Linked DNA regions of Homo sapiens: region 2 is linked to region 1. A link is an interaction called in ENCODE POLR2A ChIA-PET data of the cell type or tissue named here. Cell type or tissue: Panc1. All regions are shown on one strand.

The links. Peaks named below come from ENCODE experiments on the same cell type or tissue, not always from the same donor. Only the 100,000 strongest peaks of a DNase experiment are listed, where the experiment ranks them.
Region 2: POLR2A ChIA-PET joins it to region 1 with 5 read pairs; 3 of 35 experiments call an interaction of 5 or more read pairs at or near these places.

Annotation. Positions count from the first base shown.
Region 1 is chr13:98,187,611-98,195,610 of GRCh38, forward strand. The region is part of intron 1 of FARP1 (FERM, ARH/RhoGEF and pleckstrin domain protein 1); the gene reads left to right. Among named protein-coding and RNA genes, the nearest start is that of RNF113B, 14 kb to the left of the region's middle. In Panc1, no CTCF peak of the experiment used is centred here; no DNase peak of the experiment used is centred here; H3K27ac peaks cover 243 bases.
Region 2 is chr13:98,355,285-98,363,284 of GRCh38, forward strand. All of the region lies in intron 3 of FARP1 (FERM, ARH/RhoGEF and pleckstrin domain protein 1), which reads left to right. Among named protein-coding and RNA genes, the nearest start is that of FARP1-AS1, 77 kb to the right of the region's middle. In Panc1, no CTCF peak of the experiment used is centred here; no DNase peak of the experiment used is centred here.

The DNA of each region.
Region 1 (8,000 bases):
CTTATTCAACTTCGTAGGTGATGAGAGCTGTGGAAGGCTTTGAGCAGGAGAGCAACATGGTTATAGCTGAGTGGAAATCATTTGAGTCCAGAAGTTGCTGGATTACCATATGGAGCTGGAGACTATAGCTGCAGAAATCGTGTGGCTGTTGAAATAATCTAGTGGAGAGGGCTGTTGGGGACATGTACAGTTAGTTATCTTATTTTCATTTTCCTCCTGTTGATGTAATTTCTGTGACCAGAGTCTTGTTCTATTTTAATCTGCAAAGCATGCTGTTCAGTATGACATGTAATAAATGTTGAACCCTCTTTGGGGAGTCAGTCAATCATGAAGACAATTATTTTGACTTGAGACAAAGAAAATGAAAGTCCTGAGGAAAAGTGTTCACATTTGCTATTTTAAGCTGGGAGAGCAAATGTTCTCAGAACTCTGCGGTCCCTTGGATTGGGTGCAGTTTGCTCTGCTGAGCGTGAGTTGGCAGCCCTGCCTGCTTGAACATGGCTGCCGCTTGTTGTTCAGGTTGAGTGGACTTTCCTGGTGGGGCCGAACACCCCTCGCATTTCGGCAGCACCCACGTGGGCCTCTTGTTCACAGGAGTGTCCTGAACAGAACAGTTTCTGTAAGAAAGAAGCCTTCATAAATATTTGTTAAAGAAGTTTCAGGCCGGGTGCGGTGGCTCACACCTGTAATCCCAGCACTTTGGGAGGCCGAGGCGGGCGGATCACGAGGTCAGGAGTTCGAGACCAGCCTGACCAACACTGGTGAAACCCCGTCTCTACTAAAAATACAAAGAAAAAAAATAAAGCTGGGCGTGGTGGTGTGTGCCTGTAATCCCAGCTACTCGGGAGGCTGAGGCAGGAGAATCGCTTGAATCCTGGAGGTGGAGGTTGCAGTGAGCCGAGATCATGCCATTACACTCCAGCCTGGGGGACAGGGTGAGACTCCGTCTCAAAAGAAAAAAAAAGGAGAAAGAAGTTTTCTAGCTAGAAAGGAGAGGCTAAGATGTCTGAAGGCTTAAAGCGGTGCCCTTGTGCCTTGACTGCTTCCTGGGTTGCCCAGGCTGACCTGCGGGTCCCCTGTGGGCTTCACTATGGCTCTAAGGGAGGTGGAGTCTGCGGTGTCCACACCCCCTGCACTCTGAAGGACCCTCCTTCCTTGAGAGAAGTCCCTGCGAAGTCCTCCTTCAGAAGTGTTCGGGGGGTGAAACGGGGACGCATGTCCTGCACATCCGAGGCTCACCGTATGGGCCCAGGCTCCTTTCTGTCATTGATACCAATTGACCTTATGTGTGCTGAGGACAGTCTTTGGCCCTGGACCCAGGATGTTTCTGAGGTTACAAGTCCAGCTTGGTGGCAAACCGATAAGGCCCATGAAGGCTCGCCAGCTCCACAGGTGTCAGACGGGCCTCAGGGCAGGAGTGTCTTTCTCCTCTCCTTGTCCTGTGATGCAGGTCACTTCCCATGATGTCCCCAGTGAATGGCCCGGGCTGGGTTGCCTGATGGGTGCTGGCCTGTGGGAATGTACTCCTTAACAAGGAGGAAGAGCCAGGTGTGCCCAGTGGCCAAGAACATGAACCCATGCCCCCTTGCAGGGCTTCAAGTAGATCAGGCAGCTGGGGCAGATTTCTTAAGGCTGTGGTCAGAAATGAGTACTTTTTTTTTTTTTTTGGTCATCATAAAGCAGTACAGGAAAAGCACTTAAAATATATTTAAGGCCTTTAATTTATAATGCATTCTTAAATAAATGTTCTTTGTCTACCTAAATTACCATGGACTGTTTCAGACCAAGTTCACAGAAGGTATTTTTTCATTTTTTGTGCCATACTTTGGTCATTTTAACAGGCAGACAAGAACAGCTTTTGATGATGAGAGAATCATTAAAGATTCTGTTAAGAAACCTGGTATTATAATGAGCAGAACAGAAAGGAACTTGAGTATATGATAAATTAGTTAACCAGATTATGTAAGTTGTAGGAATAGAAATTCCCTAACCAGCCCAATATGTATTCAAATTAAATACGTATTCGAGAGGGAGAATATTTACTTATTATTGCCATGCATATTATAGAAAACTTCTCAAGTCAGGCATCGTTGAATTTTCAATTTAAAAACTAGTTTGAGGCATAATGTAATAAATCTGTTTTGCATTTTTATTTTCAGTTTCCCAGGAAAGATTTCAGTTATAGATGGTGTATTATCACAATTTCAGGAGCAACAGTTGAGATTTGTGATTTCTATTAACCAAAGCCTTTTGGGTTGGCTATTCTTGTTGAAAAACTTAATTAAAAATTATTTTTTACTGCTTATTTAAAACATTTTTACCTTTTTCATGCAAGTTCTCTGTCTTCAAATTATACCGTGTTTCCTTTACTAGAAATGTCTGTATTTAGTGACCGAAGATTGCCCTTGTCTTCTGTTCTTGGCCAGTTGCCACTGTCCCTCCCCCTCATCCCTGCACCGTTGGTTCTCTTGACCCTGTCTGTAATGGCTTTATATTAACTTTTCTCTTTTTGAGTTGATCCGCTGAAAAATTTTAATGGTGGTGGGATTAAAGAGATCCCCACTTCTTTGTCATTTCCTTTAAAAATATTTTACAATTTTCTCCTTTTCTACAAGGTTTTTTTGCATCAATATAGGAACAATTATGGTGCAAACCTTTTACAACAAACTCTATTCCTGCATTGTACCTCCACACCACCAGGGTAAATGGTAAAACTCTGAGAACTTCCCTTTTTCTCAGGCTGTTGTTTCTAGAGATACATTCATTATAAATCAGTGTTGAAAAAGCTCCTACCTCAAAGTCTTTAACTCTGTATATGTTTATTTTGTGCTCTCTCTTATCTTCCAAACTTATTAGAAGCAAAATCAAGGTTGACTGATAGGAAATTAGCAGGATCCCTTTCCTTCCCAGCTGGGAAATGGGTAATAAGCATCAGATGACATTTCATTTACTTATTTATTATTATTTTTAGAAACAGGGTCTCGCTCTGTTACTGAGGCTGGAGTGCAGTGGCACAATCATAGCTCACTGCAGTCTCAGCTCCTGGTCTCAAGCCATCCTCCCATCTCAGCATCCTGAGAAGCTAGGACTATAGGTGCATGCCACCATGCCCAGCTTTTTAAGTTTTTTTTTTTTTTTTTGGAGAGACAGGGTCTTGAACTTCTGGCCTCAAGTGATTCTCCCCGCTTGGCCTCCCAAAGTGCTTAGATTACAGGCATGAGCCAACATGCCCAGCCTCATATGATATTTCAAGTAGATCTATGAGTGATCATTCCATGATTTTCTTTTTTAAAATAAAAACAGTGACATAGGTAGTCCTTGACTCCAGAATACCAATTACAAGTGTTCTGGATATATGGACACTGCATCTTATCATCTCCCCCGGTCCTGCCTCTGGCACTGTGCCCACCCATGCCCAATCCTTCCTAAAAGCAGAGCTGACACGCAACGTGGCCAGGACCTTTCCTCTCCGGCCCGACACTGCTGGAGGCATTAAGGGAACTCCCGGGCCTACCCCAGCTGTCGTGGTGACCTCTGATGCTGCTAGGTTCCTCATAATGGTGCCTGTTTTTCCTATTTCCAGGAGCTTCAACCTGTAGAACCCTTGACCGTACTAACCTTTGAGAACACTGCCTGTGTTCTCAACATCAAAGAGCAACCTTGGGAGTCTCGGACTGGGTGAAACGAGCACTGGGGATGTTGAACTGGGCTTCAGAATATACTTGTCAACAGAAATGAAACTAAATAGCAGTTAGGTCTTGTTCATAGTGTTGTTAAGCTTCATCGTGGTGAAATGGGCTTTCCAGGGTTGACTTGAGAACTCTTCCACCATGTAATAGTGGAAAATGCTTTGGGGTATGAAGTATTCATCAATATGAGAGTAAATATTTGGAATATAAACCTGTTCATACTGTATAGACTACCAACGTGAATTTCATCTCAATTATGAAAGCATTCTGGGAGACTATGCTTCTTCATTTTATTTTCAGTATTTCTTTTTTTCCTTCCTGTAATATAGCAATAAGACCAACCTCTTAGTTAAATAAATTTGGCCAGGTACAGTGGCTCATGCCTGTAATCCCAGCACTTTGGGAGGCCGAGGCGGGCAGATCACCTGAGGTTAGGAGTTTGAGACCAACTTGGCCAACATGGAAAAACCCCGTCCCTACTAAAAATACAAAAGTTAGCTGGGTGTGGTGGCGCATGCCTGTAATCTCAGCTACTCGGGAGGCTGAAGCAGGAGAATCACTTGAACCCAGGAGGCAGAGGTGGCAGTGAGGCAAGATCATGCCACTGCACTCCAGCCTGGGTGACAGAGCAAGACTCTGTCTTAAATAAATTAAATACGTAAGTAAATAAATAAATTTTAGAGAAAAATGACTTGTAGTCCCGAAACCCCAGCAAGTCAAATTCTTTGCATCTGACATCCAGACACTGTGTATTCCTACTCGTTGTGCAGAAGCAATTTTTAAATTCTTTAAAAAAAAAACAAACTTTAACATCATAACAAATTGAGTCCTCTGCATTTCACAGTCTTCATGTTTGTGATTTTTGAGTGTAGACTGTTCTAGGCAGCAGATATGCTACAGTTTGGTTAACCTTTCTTTGCGTTTATAGCCTTTTTATTGCTTGTGTTTATAGCCTTTTTATTCCTTGGGATGATTTCCCAAAGCCAAATTCCTATAAGTGACAAATTATGGGTATTTATGGTATTGGTCCACATTGATTTCTGTGTGTGTTGAATCACATTGCCATCAACCCCAGCAATGTAACATTGACTGTTACTTTTTTTTTTCTGAGATGGAGTCTTGCTCTGTCTCCCAGACTGGAGTGCAGTGGCATGATTTCAGCTCACTGCAACCTCTGCCTCTCAGGTTCAAGGGATTCTCCTGCCTCAGCCTTTCGAGTAGCTGGGATTACAGACATCTGCTACGACGCCTGGGTAATTTTCTGTATGTTTAGTAGAGACAGGGTTTCACCATGTTGGCCAGGCTGGTCTCCAACTCCTGACTTCAGGTGGTCCACCTGCCACAGCCTCCCAAAGTGCTGGGATTACAAGTGTGAGTCACTGCGCCCGGCTGACTTGTTATTCTACTTTCAAAAAGATGATCTCCAGAAAAATTTCCTGGGCCATTTTAAGAAAAATTATTGATTATAGGCAGCTGTTTTAAATTGACCAGAAAAGTGAGGAAGCCAGAGAAATTTGCTTGTACAAGTAATAAAAAAGAACTTGGTCCGTCTAATTTTGAGTTGGTATTTTATCAAGTGAAGTAGATTTAATGAGATGTCTATGTTTCTTCAGTCCCTCACCTAAGCCACAAGTTGTATACGTGTCACACACGCAAACCCCGGCAGGGTGTGTCAGCAACCATTCACAAGTAAGATGCCATGCTGCCAGCCCTTGTCTTCCAATAATTATGGTTGCCAATTACCAGACAACCAGACTGTTCTTTTTTTTTTTTTTCGAGATGGAGTCTCACTCTGTTGCCCAGGCTGGAGTGCAGTGGTGCAATCTAGGCTCACTGCAACATCTGTCTCCCGGGTTCAAGCGATTCTTCTGCCTCAGCCTCCCAAGTAGCTGAGACTACAGGCTTGCACCACCACGCCTGGCTAATTTTTGTATTTTTAGTAGAGACAGGGTTTCACCATATTGGCCAGACTGGTCTTGAACTCCTGACCTCGTGATCCACCCGCCTCGGCCTCCCAAAGTGCTGGGATTACAGGCGTGAGCCACTACGCCCAGCCAAGACTCTTCTTACATATGTTTATTTCCCCTCATAGAAGCAGCCAGCTGACTTATTTAGAGCAACCTGTCAGAGTGCGTGGGATCGTAGTCTACGAAGTGATGTCTTGTGTAGAGCAATGGTGTATTCCTGTCAAATTTCCTGCTGGCATTTCTTGGTGTTAGTGTTTTCTTATCCAAAAATAGGGCTTGCATGTCATTAAAACCTTCGTTGAAGCAATTAATAAAAGATTCTGGTAAGTTTCTGGAGACATTCTTTAATTATTCAAAACTCTTTGGGCACATTCTTCAAGTAGCAACCCACTTTGCTGTACCTTCATCCAGCCCCAATTCCTGTCTAATTCACAACCATGTCATGCTTGTTTCTTCCAAATGCCTTGTGGAAATCCAGCTATGATATGGCTCTAACAGTCTCCTTATCTCCCAGCCTAGACATCTGTCAAAGACAGAAAGGAGATGATTGTGGCCTGATTTAGTCTTAATGAAGCCATCTTAGCTTCTAGTGATCCTTGCTTCATTTCCTGAGTCCTTTTATTTATAACAGTCCATTTGGACATAGTCTTTTAGCAGTATATTTTAATTTCTTGAACTACACAAAAATTAATAGATTCTTTAGTTCATTGCCTGTTTATTTTCTAGATGGATTTTCTTTTGCTTTATCATGCTCTATAATGCATTCTTCATGGATTTTTGTATTGCTGAAAATTTGTATATGAATAATTTTATTTTTATTATACACCATTTTATTTTATTTTCTATTTATTATTATTATTATTTTTTGAGACGAAGTTTTGCTCTTGTTGCCCAGGCTGGAGCGCAATGGCACAATCTCGGCTTGTTGCAACCTCCGCCTCCTGGGTTCAAGCGATTCTCCTGCCTCAGCCTCCCGAGTAGCTGGGATTACAGGCGCCTGCTACCATGCCTGGCTGATTTTTATTTAACTAGTAGAGACAGGGTTTCACCACGTTGACCAGGCTGGTCTGGAACTTCTGACCTCAGGTGATCCACCCGCCTCGGCCTCCCAAAGTGCTGGGATTACAGGCGTGAGCCACCGTACCTGGCTCCTATTTTTTAAAATTTCTTTTCATAGAATACATTTCACATTATATGCCCAGTGTTCCATTATTGGAACGCTAAGCATGTGGAAGTTATTTATATCTTGTTCAAAGTCATTGCCAAGGTCTGATTTTGCAGTTCAAAAAATTGCAACCTCAGGCATAAATGGGTTAGTGATTCCCACGGTGGGAAAATAACAATTTATTACTTAGAATTTTATTTTTGTGGACAGATTATTTTAGATCAAGTAAAACACATTTGAGAATTAAGTCTCAGTTTAGAGTCTGTAATATTTTGATACATCAACAAGGGGGACCTAGTCCTTAAATGGAACTTCTCTATATTCAGAAGCTCTCCAAGCCTTTCTTTCTAGGATTTAGAAATTCATAATGTGAGAGATCAGCATCTCCTAATTTTAAAGTGTTCCTAGTGTATGTAACCATCAGTGGCGGGTATCTACTGAACAGTGAGGAAGTTTTCAAAAATTAAACACTGTCTGATTTTCTGCAGAGTTTTTATTCAGAATGTGCTTGGACTTCCCAGCCCCTTCTCAGCTTTCTTGTTTTTGGCAGATGCTTCAAGTAAAGCTTTCTTCTTCAGGTACCTACGCCATAGGGTCGTTGTGTAGAATCGGGAGTGTTAAATGATGCAAATAAGTGCTTCAAGACTGGCCCTTCTTATTATGTAAAATCACTTTGTGGGAAAGTGAAATGATTTGAGTGAAAAACTTGTATTTCTCAACAGTTACAGGAATAGAGACACTGTGCTTGGATGTTGCATTTCAGACCATGGCCTGTCCTTTTGGCTGGAAAGTGACTTGGGACTTAGCCCTCAATTCCACTCCACTGTCCTTTTTCCCTTTTGTGGTATGCACCTAAGGTTGCTCCTCGATCTGCCTATTTAAACCAAGCTGTGATTTACATGGGAACTGAGCATTTGCTTTGGGGAATATATGTATTCCCCCGGGCTGTTTGTTTGTTTGTTTGGTTGGTTTTTGCCCACTAGTGTCTACTGCGTGTGTGTCTCAGTATTACGGGAAGCTCTGCAGTTTTAAACTATATTTATTTAAGGGCAGTGAGTTTGCATGTGCCCTGGGTGTGTTTAGTTCTAACCCAGACTTCAGGCGGGGCATCCAGAGCGTTGTTGGAGCGCCTTTCTGATTGCACAAGGAAGGGAGGGCAGTGGGTGCCATAGTGCCTTT
Region 2 (8,000 bases), 170 kb after region 1:
TCATTGAGCCAAGATCGAGCCACTGTACTCCAGCCTGGGTGACAGAATAAGACCCTGTCTCAAAAAAATAAAAAATCTCATTTTGGTTTTTAAAAAGTATATGAATGTTTATATTCATACACATCACATATAATGAGAGATATGGAAATGTATGTACTAAGGCAGTGGTTCTTAAAGCATGGTCCACAGACCAACAAGCAGCATCCACATCACCTGAGAACTGGCTAGGAATGCACATTCTCAGGGCCGCATCCCAGATTAGGAACTCTGGGAACAGGGCCCAGTGGTGTACGTTTCAACAAGCCCTTACTTAGGGCAATTTTAATACATGCTCAACTTTGAGAACCACTTCCCTAAAGTGTTAATGATGATCTCCTAATGGTGAAAAACATATTTTTAAAAATTTTCCGTATTTGAATTATCTAATTTTCTAGATTACATATGTTTAAATTGTAATAGATTATTTTTAAAATTAATAGGGTTTTTTTGTGGCATCCCACAAAGGTTGATTTCTTTGTGGCATCCACAAATTGTGTTTTCATTTTCAATACTTTCCCATTTCCCCTTGGTTTCTTCTTTATTTAAAAGTATGGTATTTCATTTCTAAATCTATGGGAGATTTTTCACAAATTCTTCAATTGTTGCTTTATTATTGAATTCCATAGTGGTCAGAAATCATAGTTCATATGACATGAAGCTTTTAAAGTAATTTACTGATACTTGTTTTATGGTCCCGAATATGTCTTATGTTGGCAAGTGTTTTACATGCACTTGGAAAAGACTGTATGTTCTGTGTTGGGTAGGATATTCAATATATTTCAATGAGGTTACGTTGTTCAAATCTATTATTTATTTTCTGCCTACATACTAATATTGAGAAATAAATATTAAAAATCTCTGTAATTATAATTGTTGATTTTTCTACAGTCATGCGTCACTTAACGATGGCTATATGTTCTGAGAAATGTGTTTTTAGGCAATTTCATTGTGCGGACATCACAGAGTGTACTTACACAAACAGGTGGTGTAAGTACGGTTGTCTCTATAGCATATTACTGAACTGAATACAATAGGCAATTATAATGGTAAGTATTTGTGTTTCTAAACTAAAAAAGGTACAGTAAAAAATACAGGATTATGATATATACCACTGACGTATTATGCGCCTGTTCTTGACTGAAATGTCACTATGCGGTGCATGACTGTTTCTCCTTGCAGTCTCATCAGTTTCCTAATCATGTATTTTAAAATTGTTATTAAGTGTATAAATATTTAAGATTGTTTCGTGCTCTTGACTAAGTGACTCCATTATCATTAAGAAATTACCCTTTTAAAATTTTATTTATTTATTTATTTATTTATTTATTTATTTTTGAGACAGCCTCGCTCTGTTGCCCAGGCTAGAGTGTAGTGGCACAATCTCAGCTCACTGCAACCTCTGCCTTCCAGGTTCCAGTGATTCTCCTGCCTCAGCCTCCTAACTGGGACTATAGGTGCCCGCCACCACGCCCGGCTAATTTTTGTATTTTTAGTAGAGACAGAGTTTCACCATGTTGGCCAGGCTGGTCGCGAACTCCTGACCTCAGGTAATCCACCTGCCTCAGCCTCCCAAAGTGCTGGGATTAGGCATGAGCCACTGAGCCCGGCCAAGAAATTACCCTTTTTTAAATCCCCAGCAATATTCTTTATTCTGACATCTGCATTGCCCAACACTAATATAGCCACTTCAGTTTTTAAATTATTATTTTTTAGTATGGTGTACTTTCACCCTTTTTTGTTTAACTTATTTGTGTCTTTACATTAGCAGTGTATTTTTGTAGGCAGCATATACTTGCTTTTTTCTTTTTTAATCCAGACTAACAATCCTTGCCTTTTAATGGGGGGTGGAGGGGTTAGACCATTTACATTTAATGTGATTATTGATATAGTTTAAATTGAACACCTTGCTGTTTGTTTTCTTTTTGTCTAGCCATCATCTTTTGTTCCTTTTATCTGCCTTCCTTTCAATTGAAATTTTTTGATGACTTCATTTTATATCCTTTGTTGTTATCCTTCCTTTTGCTTATAGTAGCAGTTTTCTGAGAATGTATTGACAATGGTGAGGACTTACTGTACATTAGGCTGCTTAAAGTGTTCTACAGTTTTGTTGCTTTTTAAATTTTGTGTGTGTTTCATTTTGGATTATTTCTATTGTTAGGTCTTCAAGTTTAGTAATATTTTCTTCGGGAATGCTGATCTGCTGTTACAGTCATCCAGAGAGCATAACATTTTATATCTCACAGTATAGTTTTCACTGTAGAAGTTTAGCTTGGATCTTTTTTTATATCTTCCATATCTCAACTTTTCAAACATATGGAATATAGTTAGAATAATTATTTTCATGTCCTTCTCTATGGAGTCTGTCATTCGTGTGAGTTCTAGGTTAGTTTTTACTGATTTTTGTTGTTTCCTTGTGGGTCACATTTTCCTGCTTCTTGTACCTGATTTTTAAAAATTGGATGTCACATATGCTGCATACTTCTGTATTACTGTAAGTTTTATTGAATTTGTTCTGGGATATAGTTATTTGGAAGCGATTTGATCCTTTTGGATTTGGTTTTTAAGACTTGTTAGCCTGGACACTGTAGGGCATAGTCTGGGGTGAATTATTCCCGACTACTAAAGCGTGACTCTTCAGCACTCTGCCAAGGCCCCAGGAATCATGAGGTTTTCCAGACTGGCTGATGGGAATAGGTAGTATTCCTGGCCCTGTGAGCACTAGGCACTGTTACCTCTAATACATTTCTGTTTTTTTTTTTTTTTCCTGACCTTGACTACTTCCCACACATTCAAGGATAACCCCCTGTGGCTCTCCTAAGTTTTTTTTGGGTATCTCTCTACTCCCTGGTACTCTGTCCTGTGAACTCGCATCCCTTTGGCCCCCCTGAACTCTCCCCTCCATCTCTTGCACTCATGGATTTGGCCGCATCCTACCTGTGTTCCTCCTTCCTACACCAGAGCCTGGAAACTCACTCAAGGCAGCAGGCTGGGGCGCTCACAGGGATCACATTTTCATTTTCCTGTCTCTTGGAGATCACCGTTTCTCACTGCTTGGTGTACCATGTTTTCAGATCTGTTGTGTTATATATTTTCTCCATTTTTGGAGTTGCTTTGTATAGGAAAATAAATCCAGTCCCTGTTACTCTATTTTGACCGGAAGTGAAAATCTCTAGAAAGTGATAGGTGTTTACAAGAAAGCCACACTTAACATATCTTTTAAATATAACCAAATGTAAAATTAATAAAGTCAAATAATTTTTAAAATTACTTTGAAACAAATTATTACAAAGAATTCAAAGTAAAGTTTTTTTGTTTCTTTCTTTTTCTTTTTTTCTTTTTTCTCACTCTGTCACCCAGGCTGGAGTGCAATGGCGCGATCTTGGCTCACTGTAACCTCCGCCTCGCAGGTTCAAGTGATTCTCCTGCCTCAGCCTCTCGAGTAGTTGGGACTACAGGCACCTGCCACCACGCCCGGCTAATTTTTTTTGTATTTTTTGTAGAGACGGGGTTTCACCATGTTAGCCAGGATGGTCTCGATCTCCTGACCTTGTGATTCGCCTGCCTCAGCCTCCCAAAGTGCTGGAATTACAGACGTGAGGCACCGCGCACGGCTCTTTCTTTTTCTTTTAGGAGTCAACTGCAGAAAGACTAATTTGTTGCAATGAATTCTAGACACTGGATATTTTTCTATGACAAATATTTTCTTGGCTCCTATATGTGTTACAGTTGACAGGTTGTTTTTGTCATATGCTGTTTTGGTAGTTAAGAAGAGAACTGAACTTTTGTTGAGTCCTTTAGCTTTGGAGGGAAGCATATTAGTCTTGGATTCAGCCGGACTTGATGTCAGATTCAAGCTATGTGACATTGAGCAGCTTGAATAAGCCCTCTGAGCTTGCCTTCATTCATGTGTGAAGTGACCACATTGTTTTGAATATTAAATGAGAATGTGTGAAGCACTTACCCACTGCCTGGCACACAGTGGGTGCTCAAGAAATATTAGTCCCTTCCCTGCCCCTGCTCTCATATCAAATAACTGATTATCTTTTAATAAGACCCTTTCCAAAACACCTCAAACATTCCAGTTGCTTATGAAATCCACCTAAAACATCACCCACCAAAATAATAGGGGGAAAAAGGATGTTTTGAGAAAGAGGAGAACAGCTTTGGGGATAGTGATTCAGCTTGCCCTGCCTTTGATACGTTGGCCTTAGTATCTCCTCTCACCTCCGAGTACAGCCACAGGCCACATACTGACCTTGTGGATGACAGACTGCGTGTACGATGGTGGTCCCATGAGACTATAATCCTGGGTCTTCACTGTACCTTTTCTGTGTTTAGATGCACAGGTAGTTGCCAGTGTGTTGGAGTTGGCCTCAGTATTCAGCACAGTAAGCGGTTGTGCAGGTTTGCAGCCTGACAGCAGTAGGCTGTACCTGGCCTTGGTGGGTGGTAGGCTATGCCACCTAGGTGTGTGTAAGTTCACTGTATGATGCTCACACAATGCCAAGGTCACCTAATGATGTGCAAAGCACACATGTGTTCCAAACGGGGAAGGTAGCATTAACAGGGCATCAGAGACAAATCGGATTGGAGGAAAGAAAACAGGGCGCCTGACTGAAATGGAGCAAGATGGGCTCAAAGGCGGTATTGCAGCTGAATTATGGAAGAACAGTGCTACGGGCTGAATTTGTCCCCTCCAAAATTGTGTGTGTTGAAACCCTAACCCTGAATTCCTCAGAATGTGAGTGTATTCAGAGATTGTGTTGCTTTTTTTTTTTTTTTTTTTTTTTTGAGATGGAGTCTCCTCTGTCACACAGGCTGGAGTGCAATGGTGCTGTCTCAAATCACTGCAAGCTCCGCCTCCTGGGTTCAAGCAATTCTCCTGCCTCAGCCTCCCGAGTAGCTGGGATTACAGGCATGCGCCACCACGGCTGGCTAATTTTTATACTTTTAGTAGAGATGGGCTTTCGCCATGTTGGCCAGGCTGGTCTCAAACTCCTGACCTCAGATGATCCACCCACCTTGGCCTCCCAAAGTGCTAGGATTACAGGCGTGAGCGCTCAGCTTAAGTCTCTGAAGAGGTGATTAAGTTAAAGCGAGGCCCTTGGTGTATGTAGGCCCTACTCCTTAAAAGAGGCCACTTGGACAGACACTGGAAATGCTCGCACAGGGGAAAGACCAGGCAAGGATGCATCGAGGTGGCAGCTGTCCAGAAGCCAGGGATGGGGGCTCTAGGAGAACCCACAGCTGCTGGCACCTGCAGCCTCCAGAATGGTGGGGGAATAAACTTCTGTAGTTTAGGCCATCCAGTCTGTGGTACTTCGTTATGGCAGCCTCAGCAAACTAATAAATACAGTAGGCCTTCAAACCCTGGCAGAGGCGCCTGGATTCAGTAAGCAGGTGCATCTTTGAATCCTACTGATGGGCAATGAGATTTCTCTAGAGGTCCATTCATTTCAGCCAGATGCCTTTCCAGTCAGGCCATGTGGATGTGTGAGTGTGTTCAAGAGATCAGCGGCATAGATTTCAGTGAGAACAGGGGCTACGGTTTGGTTGAAGGGGTAGGAGTTTGGGGTTAAAGAGATCATAACAAATGTGACCCTCTAGAGAAAGCTTATGGTGTTTTTGTTACCTTTTAACTCATCGGTAACTGGTTTCTGTGTGCTTAGGATGCGGGAAAAAGTGACTAGCCCAGGATGACCTAGTCCAGCTCCGCTCGCCTCCCTGTGACCCTCGCTGCATAGCAAAGGCCAGTGCTTTCACTGCAGTTGAGTGGCAACCTCTTTTTTCTTTTTGCTGCTCCCAGCTCATCCATTTCTAATGGTTTAAGTCCAGCGTGCCCCAGACCTTCTCCCTCAGCTCTGCAATCTCGCTGGGAAACAGATAGGTCCTCACAGGCCATGCATCCTCACCCAGCCTGGTTGCGTTGGGGTGTGATCGGCTTCTTGCAGTGTTCCCGCTGCGGAGCTGCTGAACACACTGAATTACCCAGGCCCATCTTGTGCTCCCAGCCCCATGTGTTATAAAACCACATGCTCCCTTGGCTCAAATAGGTGCTTGTGTTTGATGCTTTCCACAGAAATGCCAGAAACAGAGGAGAGATGTTTAAAAACAATTCATAAAATAGGCAACTGCACTGCCAAAGTGTCATTGATTCGTCCTGGGGAGTTTGCAGAAGTTTAGGCTGGTTCTGTGGCCACCCTGGCAGTGGCAAGAGAGTTTAGTGGCTGGGACAGCAGGCTCCCAGTGCGCTCTCTGGTTAACTCACCCTCTCAGGCAGCATGACAGTTTGGAAACTTCTCCACTCTCCTGTATCCTCCAGCCCTCTGATTTTACAAGGGAAACAGAAGGCATCAGAGAGGAATTTTCTTGTTTTCCTAACACAGAAAGGTGAACCTCCTTCAATCTGTCATTAGCCTGTCCCTGTCCCTCTCACAGATCGAAGGAGGATGAACCTCCTTTGATCTGTCATTAGCCTGTCCCTATCCCTATCCCTTAGGATGTTGTTTCCATCCTAAGCCAGTGTCCTGGGTTTTAGAGCTCTGTGTTCGCATCATCTCAGGTCTCTTTGGATATCGGTCATCGCCTCTTGCCCCTATTTTTAACCCCTCCCTTTCTTAAATACATGCAGGTCATTCCAGTTAAAAACAAGTAAACGGGTTGGGCAAAGTGGCTCATGCCTATAATCCCAGCACTTTGGGAGGCCGAGGCAGGTGGATTGCTTGAGCCCAGGATTTCGAGACCAGCCTGGGCAACATGGCGAAACACTGTCTCTACAAAAAATATGAAAGTTAGCCAGGCATGGTGGCATGTGCCTGTAGTCCCAGCTACCCGGGAAGCTGAGGTGGGAGGATTGCCTGAGCCTGGGAAGTTGAGGCTGCGCCACTGCACTCCAGCCTGGGTGACAGTGAGACGCTGTCTCAAACAACAACAACAAAACAAGCAAGTGAACAATACCCTTACCTGATTCCCCAGCCAGCTACCCCCCATTCTGTTGCCTCTTGCTTCACAGCCAAGTTTCTTGACGAAGCCATTCATCCTCTTCCCCATGCACCAGACGTTCAGACCCAACCCTGGGTCAAGTGACCTGCTGAATCACTGAGTCAAGGACGGGTGTGAGTTTGAGACAGTTCTCAGTTTCTTCCTTTGCGGACACTGTCATCCCATGATGTCCATGACACAGTTCTCTCCTTCCTTTACTTCACGCCTCCTCTGCTCCTACCTGGCTGTCCATGGTGGACATATTGGCCAACGCTCATGCATTTTAATTCTTTAGACTCTACGCTGGCCGTCTTATCCTCCATGGAGTCAGGGTGGTGGCACCTTCTAAATGTGAGATGTCTTGCCCAGGCTTCTCCTCTGAGCTCCAGATGAATGTGTGTCATTGTTTGTATACTGTCTCTCCCTGTATGATCCAAGGACACCTCAGAAAATTAACTCGGCTGGAACCTCTCAGTCCCAGTCATCCTGCAGTGCTCGCTATCTCTGGAGGTGGCACCAGTGTCTGCCCAGATGCCTGCTGCAGAAATCTCAGTGTTATTCCGGTTATTGTCACCTCCTTCCCTGGGCATCGTATCCATCAGTGCATTCCACTGGTTGTTACGTCTTCAGTTGTTCTTGAATCCACCTACTTTCTCAAACTCTACTTCTGCCATTCTGGTCCAAAATACCGTCCTGTCTTGCCTGGACAATTGCCAACAGCTCAACCTGCATCCATTCTTGCTCCTTCTAACCTGTTCTCACGCTGCCAGACTCATCTTTTAAAAATACAAATCTAATCATGTCCTCCCCATGGGGTAGTTCCTTCCCATTGCTCTTAGGATAAGGACCAAGCGTCTGAATGTGGCCTTGGCGGGGCCAGGCCTCTTCCTGACCCACCAGCCCTGCTCTGCAGCCATGATGATCATCTGGGCATCAGGACTAGGGTTTTTACTGTCTGTTTTCATAGATTCTGCTTGTCT